Linked DNA regions of Homo sapiens: all the other regions are linked to region 3. A link is a loop called in an ENCODE intact Hi-C map of the cell type or tissue named here. Cell type or tissue: endothelial cell of umbilical vein. All regions are shown on one strand.

What was found. Hi-C counts contacts between places; a loop is a spot of excess contacts. Peaks named below come from ENCODE experiments on the same cell type or tissue, not always from the same donor. Only the 100,000 strongest peaks of a DNase experiment are listed, where the experiment ranks them.
Region 1: it touches region 3 in a loop (7-fold over the local background); 3 of 110 quality-filtered maps call a loop at or near these places.
Region 2: a loop joins it to region 3, with 4 times the contacts of the local background. A loop is called at or near these places in 10 of 110 quality-filtered maps.

Annotation. Positions count from the first base shown.
Region 1 is chr20:7,925,690-7,928,189 of GRCh38, reverse strand. The region is part of intron 2 of HAO1 (hydroxyacid oxidase 1); the gene reads left to right. Among named protein-coding and RNA genes, the nearest start is that of HAO1, 14 kb to the left of the region's middle. In endothelial cell of umbilical vein, a CTCF peak has its summit at 1,210; DNase peaks (open chromatin) are centred at 1,249 and 1,679; H3K27ac peaks cover 1,344 bases.
Region 2 is chr20:6,582,013-6,584,512 of GRCh38, reverse strand. No RefSeq gene overlaps it. Among named protein-coding and RNA genes, the nearest start is that of LINC01713, 150 kb to the left of the region's middle. In endothelial cell of umbilical vein, CTCF peaks have their summits at 1,028 and 1,228 (motif pointing left); DNase peaks (open chromatin) are centred at 1,222 and 1,882; H3K27ac peaks cover 386 bases.
Region 3 is chr20:7,284,645-7,287,144 of GRCh38, reverse strand. No RefSeq gene overlaps it. Among named protein-coding and RNA genes, the nearest start is that of LINC01751, 22 kb to the left of the region's middle. In endothelial cell of umbilical vein, a CTCF peak has its summit at 1,024 (motif pointing right); a DNase peak (open chromatin) is centred at 1,044.

The DNA of each region.
Region 1 (2,500 bases), 640 kb before region 3:
CATTTTTCAAAGTACATTCTTGGTCTATAGGAGAGGAACAAGATATGTAACTATCTCTGACTATTGCTAAAAACACAAACGTCTTTAATAAATGTTGCATAAACTCAGAAAGTGATACTTCAAAGTCTTGTGAAAAATGATGATCACCAGCATTTATACAGCAATTAGTATGTGCCACGCAATTTGACTTTATTATTTATTCATCTATCTTTACCACCATCTTAAAATATGTGAGTGCAAAACCCTGAGAAACTTTCTCCAACTCCTGTGGGTGTGGAAATCGAGGCTTAGAGAGGTTAATGCTTTGCTCAGATTATTAATCACTTAGGCAGTGCTACCTATAATATCCTGCTCTGTTACTGGTATTTCCAAACGTCATTAACTGTAGCAAGAATCCTAAGGCAAGCACTATGCTATCATCTTAAAATATTTATTGCAAACATCCTATGTTTTATTGTTTTATCTTTTTAACTTTGAGAAGATAAAATAAGCCACAGAAGTGAAATTAATTGGGAAATCATTCGCTTTTTGCAAAATTTGGGAGCATAAACAATGGGTCATGAATTACAATCAAACAAAAGATAAAATTCTAAGAAGTCTTTTAAAGTGGAAAAAAATAACTGAAAAATACTGAATGGAGGGCAGTTTTTCATGCACTGTGTTACGAATAAAAAATTTGATTCAATGGATTACTTAATCAACATTTTAATAGTTGTAAATCTTATAATATTTAAGCTGTTTTATAAGTGCCTCTACTTATAATGGCACATCCGTTTGAAACTCTAGCAGATCATTTTTATTTATTTTTTTGAATTTTTTTCTTTATATTCTTTAAAGAAGGATACAAAATTATTTCTATGAATATTTAACATATGGAAGGAAATAGCAATAATAAACATAAATGCTAACACATATAAAATAGGTGGTATCATTAGGCTAAATTTTAGTCTTCCAGGATAAGTAGAACATCTCTGACTTCTCAAATATCCAATTAATAAAATGCTTACTATACCATTTGGTGCTTTAAGAACATTGCCATGGAAACCTCTCAGGTTTTATGCACAGTAGCTATAATAAAATTTTCCTTCATCTTTCATGGAGCTACTTGAGATTTTTTTTCTCCCTTTAAACATGAGAAATCAAAAAGAAAGAGAAAAGAAGGATTAAATATTCATTTATCCTTTTGCTTCTGACTTGTTATGTGGGCAAGTGCCACATGAGGGAGTGCTGGGACCTCATATCAAGAAAAATTAAAACCTACCTAATGCGTTCCAGGAATGTTCAGCATATTAGCAAATTCTTATTAAACTGTCAAAAAAAAAAAAAGTTTTAAAAGAAATTCCAGCCCCTGGATGCAATTAGAGGCTACCACACTGGATTTGATGGGCCATAAAACCATTAAATCTAAACACTTTCTTTTTGAGCCTAAAAGGCCAGAACATTCCAAAGTGAAGTTTTGGGACTCAGCTATGACTTGACCACCTATTAAGATGCAGGTGGAACAGATTGCAGAGTAACACAAAGAGCCACACAGACCCCAGATGACTGCATTAGGGTGTAGGTGAGAGTTTTAGCTGTTGAATTTTCTGGATTTTCCAAGATTAAGTGATCAACCTTAACAATGAGTGAAAGACCATTCAACAGGAAGAATTGTCATTTCCTTTGCTCTAAACCCAAACGATGTATTTTTTGAAAGCTTTATTGATTTATATATTTATGTGTTGTGCTAGGCGACCGACTAGATATATGTTTCAGCATACCTACTAGGAAAATATCCCCATTATTCTCAATTTTACCTAATCCAGGCAAAGCACTGGACTTGCTTTAAGGAACATTTTTACTCTTTCTGAAGTGGAGTGCCTGTCATGTATCAGGTGCAATGCTTGGACTTTACGTTCTTGTGATTAATCCTTACAATAGGCCTGTGAAGTAATTCTCATTCTGTTTGACAGTAGAGAAGAAGGAAGCCCTTGACCAAGGTCTAGTGCCAGTAATGGTGGTGATGGGGTTTGAACCTAAGTCTGTTTCACTCTAAAGTGTAACCAAATTTTATGTTTTAGACTTGCTTTTCTAACAATAAAAAGTCAGTGACATGCTCTTTCTGTGTGTAAGCACTCACACACACACACACAAACACACATCCGTATTACATATGCTTATATATGTATTAAAAGATTATGGACATTTGATATATATACATATACTAAAATGTATAATTCATTGCTAAAGTATTTTCATATAAATAGTGGCTTCAGTGTTAAAATCACTTTGCAATGAAACAAGATTGTTGATTAAAACACCTATTAAAAAATTAGAATCTAGCCATATTAAAGACAGTCATCGAATGGAGTGATTTCTACGATTTTGCACCAAAATTTAAGCTATTGGGTGGCTTTCTTGAGAGCATGAGATTGCTTCTTCTCAGAATTATTAATGTGCCTGATGACATTAAAATGTGACAGTGAAAAAAGTCAGAGGCTCACATGTGTATCCCAACACT
Region 2 (2,500 bases), 700 kb after region 3:
TGAAACTCCTTTATCTATGCTAACAAGTCTAAATTTGATCTTATAGGCAATTAAGAACCATAAAATGTTTTAAAGTTATTGTGTGACACCATCCGCCCCAATATATCCCACTCCCAAACACAAAAATTCCTCCATACTCTTATTATATTATTCTCCTCCCTGCAAAATTTTCCCGAGGAGTTCAAGAAAAAACTGATATTAGTGATCCCAGAATTCCTTGATTAACATAGGTCAAGGCACGGCACTTGAAGATTTGAAGTCACATTGGCAGGGGTTTTGCTCCTCTCTGTTGGAGGTCTTTACTTGCTACTTGCAGTCAGTGGGAAGGTGGGGGCCAGGAGGTGCAGGATTCTATCCCCTTTCAACCGGAGCAGTTTGCTTTGATTTGTTACACATATTGTTTTCCTAGATGAGATTTCTTCTGGAAAGACAAGAAACTGGACTGCGGAAATGGATGTTTTCACACCATCTTCAGTTAGTGGTAAGGTGAAGCCCCTACTAAAGATATGGCTTCTGGCTCTCAATGCACCATTAACCGGTGAGTGATGTGTCCCTTGTCAGGTGACTTGCAAGCTACATGTGGATTGATTTCCTTCATGATTCCACAGAATCCTAGAACAGGGGGTGTCTTCAGAGGCCCAGAGAAATTGAGAGTGTTGCCAAGATTAGTGAAATAACAGTGCCAGAGGAGACTCTGGTTCTCCAGGTAGCAAGCTCAGAGCTTGTTCCACTACCATCCGTCTCCACACCACATCCCCCACCTGCAGTGCTCCCGGCTGGTAGCTCCACGGTCTCTTGCCTGGACCACTGCCACAGCCTCCTAACTGGTCTTCCTGCTTCTAACCCTGAATATCCTCAACAACAGCAGCCATCCCATTATAACTCCTGGGATCAAGACCTGAGGTCAATGAAATCTGTACTAACTGCGTCACAGAGTAGAAAGATCAGATGAGTTGGGACAACACTTTGACATGTGGAAGACCGTTGTTTTTATCACTAACCCGAAAGTTAAATAAAATAAACCTGCTTGAAAACAGGAGGAGGCTACTTGGCATCGCCACGGTTTTCATGGGAGCCTTTCAACACTCATCAGTTCCTCCCTTAATTTCCTCTTCTGTGATCACCTCTAGTGCTAAAAGGACATAGGCTTTGCAGAAAGGGCAGCTGGCCCAGGCCTTCCAACAGGGCAAAGTAGCATCAGGAAACAAAACTGAATACTGCCATCTACTGGGAGAAAAAGGCACACTGTGGAGAAAGCTCATTAAACCAGGGAGGAAGAAAGTAACTGAAAGAGACAAAAGATACCATTTATAAGCAGAGCTCCTAATTAGGGGGGATCACTGGAAAGATGAAAGAAAATAAAGGTGCAGGGGCATGGTGGAAGCAGAAAACGTGATGTGTAAACTTAACTGGTACTTAAGGGGCACCGTTCCCACTCACTTCATTTTTCAAGGGAAAAACAGAAGCCCAAGAGATTTGAGCAAATTGCTTGCTGTCGCTACTAAGTAACACCAACACTAAACCTTTGGCTCAATTCGTGATGCATTGATTGATATTACACTTTCAAACAAGCAAGCACATAATCAAATGCAGAGACCATTGTATCTATATTTTTGGTTGCTTGGGAATCTATGCATCTACCTATCTATCTACCTACCTACCTACCTACCTACCTACCTACCTACCTACCTAGGAATGCATGTATTTACTTACATTCCAATTGGTTTCAGAAGTATTGACAGTGGCTGAATGAGAAGGTGGTGACCAACATCATTTATGAATGAGACGTATAGAGAGGAACTGGACAAATTTTGAGCATGAGTCATGAGAGGGAAAGATCGCCAGGATTGGAGGTGGAACAAGAGATTAAGACCTGTGCCTCACATTGATCCCTTATCAATAACATTCACTGGAGGAAGCTGTTTCCACCAGTTATTCTTTGTTCTTCAATGACTACTAGTGACTTGGACTAATGCCAGAGTAGCTACATTATTCCAAAAATGAAGAAAGCCAGGAAATCCCATTGAACCTTTCTTCAATATATATCCAGATTTGTATAATTTCCTTCCACCCACACTGGTACCTTGCTGGCCTGTGCCACCATCATCTCTTGCCTAGACTGCTGCAATAGCCTTATAACTGGTCTTTCTGCTTCTAGTCTTAGCTATTCTCACCAATGATAGCCACCGTCATTCTATGACAACTTCTGGTTTCAAGACTTTCCAAAGCCCCCTCTTCTATCTCACTCACTAATGAGTGAAAGTTCTGTAATTTAAGAGGTGCTGCTCCGTGCAATCTGGTTACTATCTCTTCCCCTTGTTCTTCCCATTGCTTGCTCAGTTCCAGGTACACTGACATCCCCCCTCTTCCTGTAGCCAGAAGAGCACCTACCACAGGGCCTTTGCACTGGCTGTTTCCCCTGTCTGGAAGGTTCCTCCAGATATCTACATAGGTAAATACCTCATCTCCTTCAAGTCTTTGTTCAAATGTCATTTTCTCA
Region 3 (2,500 bases):
ATTTTAAATGTGTTTTTTTCACGTGTGTGGGAAGAATTGGGCAGAAAAATGAACTTTCAGCTCTTGTGGAGGGCAGTGGGGTCCACCAACTTTATTTTTACTGTTAAAATCTGTGTAAAAATAACATTATTATGACACAGTGAAATCCCCTACAATATGTTGAAATGACTAAGAAAAGAAAATAAAAGTAGGAAAACTTTAAGTGGGTTTGATTTTGGAAGCCAAATATTTTTAGAAAAATGTAATGAAACTTGCTTATTACTTTTACTTTCAACATTTTGCTACATCAAATGTTTATCTTTCAAAGACCTGGTTTAGAACACACACCTACACACACATGCACACATACACACACACAGATAGGGTATTTCTTCTCTCTCCGTTTCATGACTTTAACATTTCCCTTTCCTGGTCCTGGGGAGGATATTAGAAGGGATAAGCCCTAACATTAAAACAAACACATAAATAAACTACCAATGGGAAAAATACCACCTCGTTTCTTTAAGGATTTAACCTAACCAAAATTGGGCTTCCCTGGGGTCTGCTTTGCTCTGTTAGACCCGTTCAGCAGGAAATGGCACATGCTGAAACTTCGGAGTATCACACACTAACTGGTGATTGCTGATGTTGGGCCCTAAAGAAAAACAGTTAGGAGATGAAATTCCCCATAGCCCCCTGTAACCAGACTCCTTGAACATTGTCCCTAAACCATTAAAGTTACTGTGGCAAAGGTGTCATGCCTTGTCCAGTAGTGCTGAGCTTCTATGTTTGATGCATGAACACCTATAGGCAGAGTTTGTCTACCTAAGGCTTAAGCCATGGCATTCAAAGAATGGTGTTCATATTTAAGTAATAAAAACACTCACCAGTTATTACTGACTAATCTCACCCAATGAGCTGAAAGAATGCCTGGTGCTTGGGAGTAGGTTGTTATAGCGGCCGTGGTGCGAAAGCCAGGACATACATAATTAATATCTACCGCTTTCCCGAAGACTCTTGTTCTCAAGTAAGCTATGTCCTCAGTCATCAGCAGATGGCGCTGTTCCCTGAGGCTCAGAGCTCTTCAAATCGGCCTGTCTCAATATTGGATTGTACTTCCCAAGGCTTAGAGTGTAGGAGGCTAGAAATCACTTTCTCGAAACACTGGCTAGAGTTATTTGCCATGAAGAATTCACCAGGCAGTCTAGTTAACAGAAAGCAGAGAAGTCCTGATAAAGCTATGCTATGGAAAGCTCATCTTGTTGAAACTGGCTCTTTGGCTCTATGTTTTTAATATTGTTCTAAAATATAAATTTTGCTTTTCAGCCAGACTGTTCTTTCATGCAGTCTTGTGTGACCGCCACTGAGAAGGCAAACCAAACTTATTCTTCCAAGAAGGTCTGAGATGAACAGACTTCTGGTGTAACACACACATCAGTAGTGACCCTTCTTGCTAATGGAAGAACAGAGTTTGGGGGATTTTTAACCACCTATTCCACAATATGAGGCAGGATGTGATCCAACTTCCCATCAGAAAACACTTGGGGAGGTATTTTTAAATGACAGATTTCCAAGCCTTACCTCAAACCTGCTACATCCAAAACTCTAGGGGTGTGACTGGAAACTGTTCGGTTTTTGTTTGTTTGTTTAATCTCTTCAAATCGATTCTGATGCAGCTGGGCCATTATTTGGCAGACTGAGAACATCCAAACTATATAACCCGTCCCAATAATATATTGAAGAATTCTATGATTTAAAAAAAAACGTGCAAGAAGCATGAATACTTTAGTTTTCAGAGACTCAAAAGACAGTATTATTCCTGGGACTACCTCATGAGAACTTGCTTTTATGAGTGAGCATGAATGTTCATGCTGAAAAGCCATTTATCTCAATAAAGTCAAGGAAGTTTTTAGTTTTCACAAAAGAAATCTGGGAGTAAAAAACTACAATGTTGAGTTATTCTTTTCTATGTGTTCTTTGAGCTTTCTATTCAATATTTGTTGATAATCAACTATATGTTAAGCATTCAAATAATGAGATCAAGCCTCCACCCTCAAAGAGAATACGTAGGGCAGATTGAACAGGAAAAGGTAAGCAACACTACAAATAAGAAACTATAATACAGGACAGACATAATCAAATGTAATAAAGAAACACAACAAGAAAATGAAGATTAAAAAATAATGATGAATGCTCATGTAGGGCAATTTTGGTTTCTTCCTAGCAGAGGTGACATATTTTTAAGAAGAAATTATGAATAGGATGTCATTTGCTTTTAAAAAAATCATTCTTAATGGGTACCATTTTCCTTAGAAGAGCCATAAAAAGTAGCTCCTGGACCACTAGGAACTTTAGATAAGCCCCTCCCAGTGCTATGGCCAGCTTCTCCACTCTCCCTGGCCCACCAGCTCCTCATCTACCATCCTACCTGTGAACCTTTTCTAGAAAGAAGAAATGTGCCAAAATTCAGACTTTCTGGCCTTCTTATATACTTCTGATTTTGTGAGGACCTGAAATACTG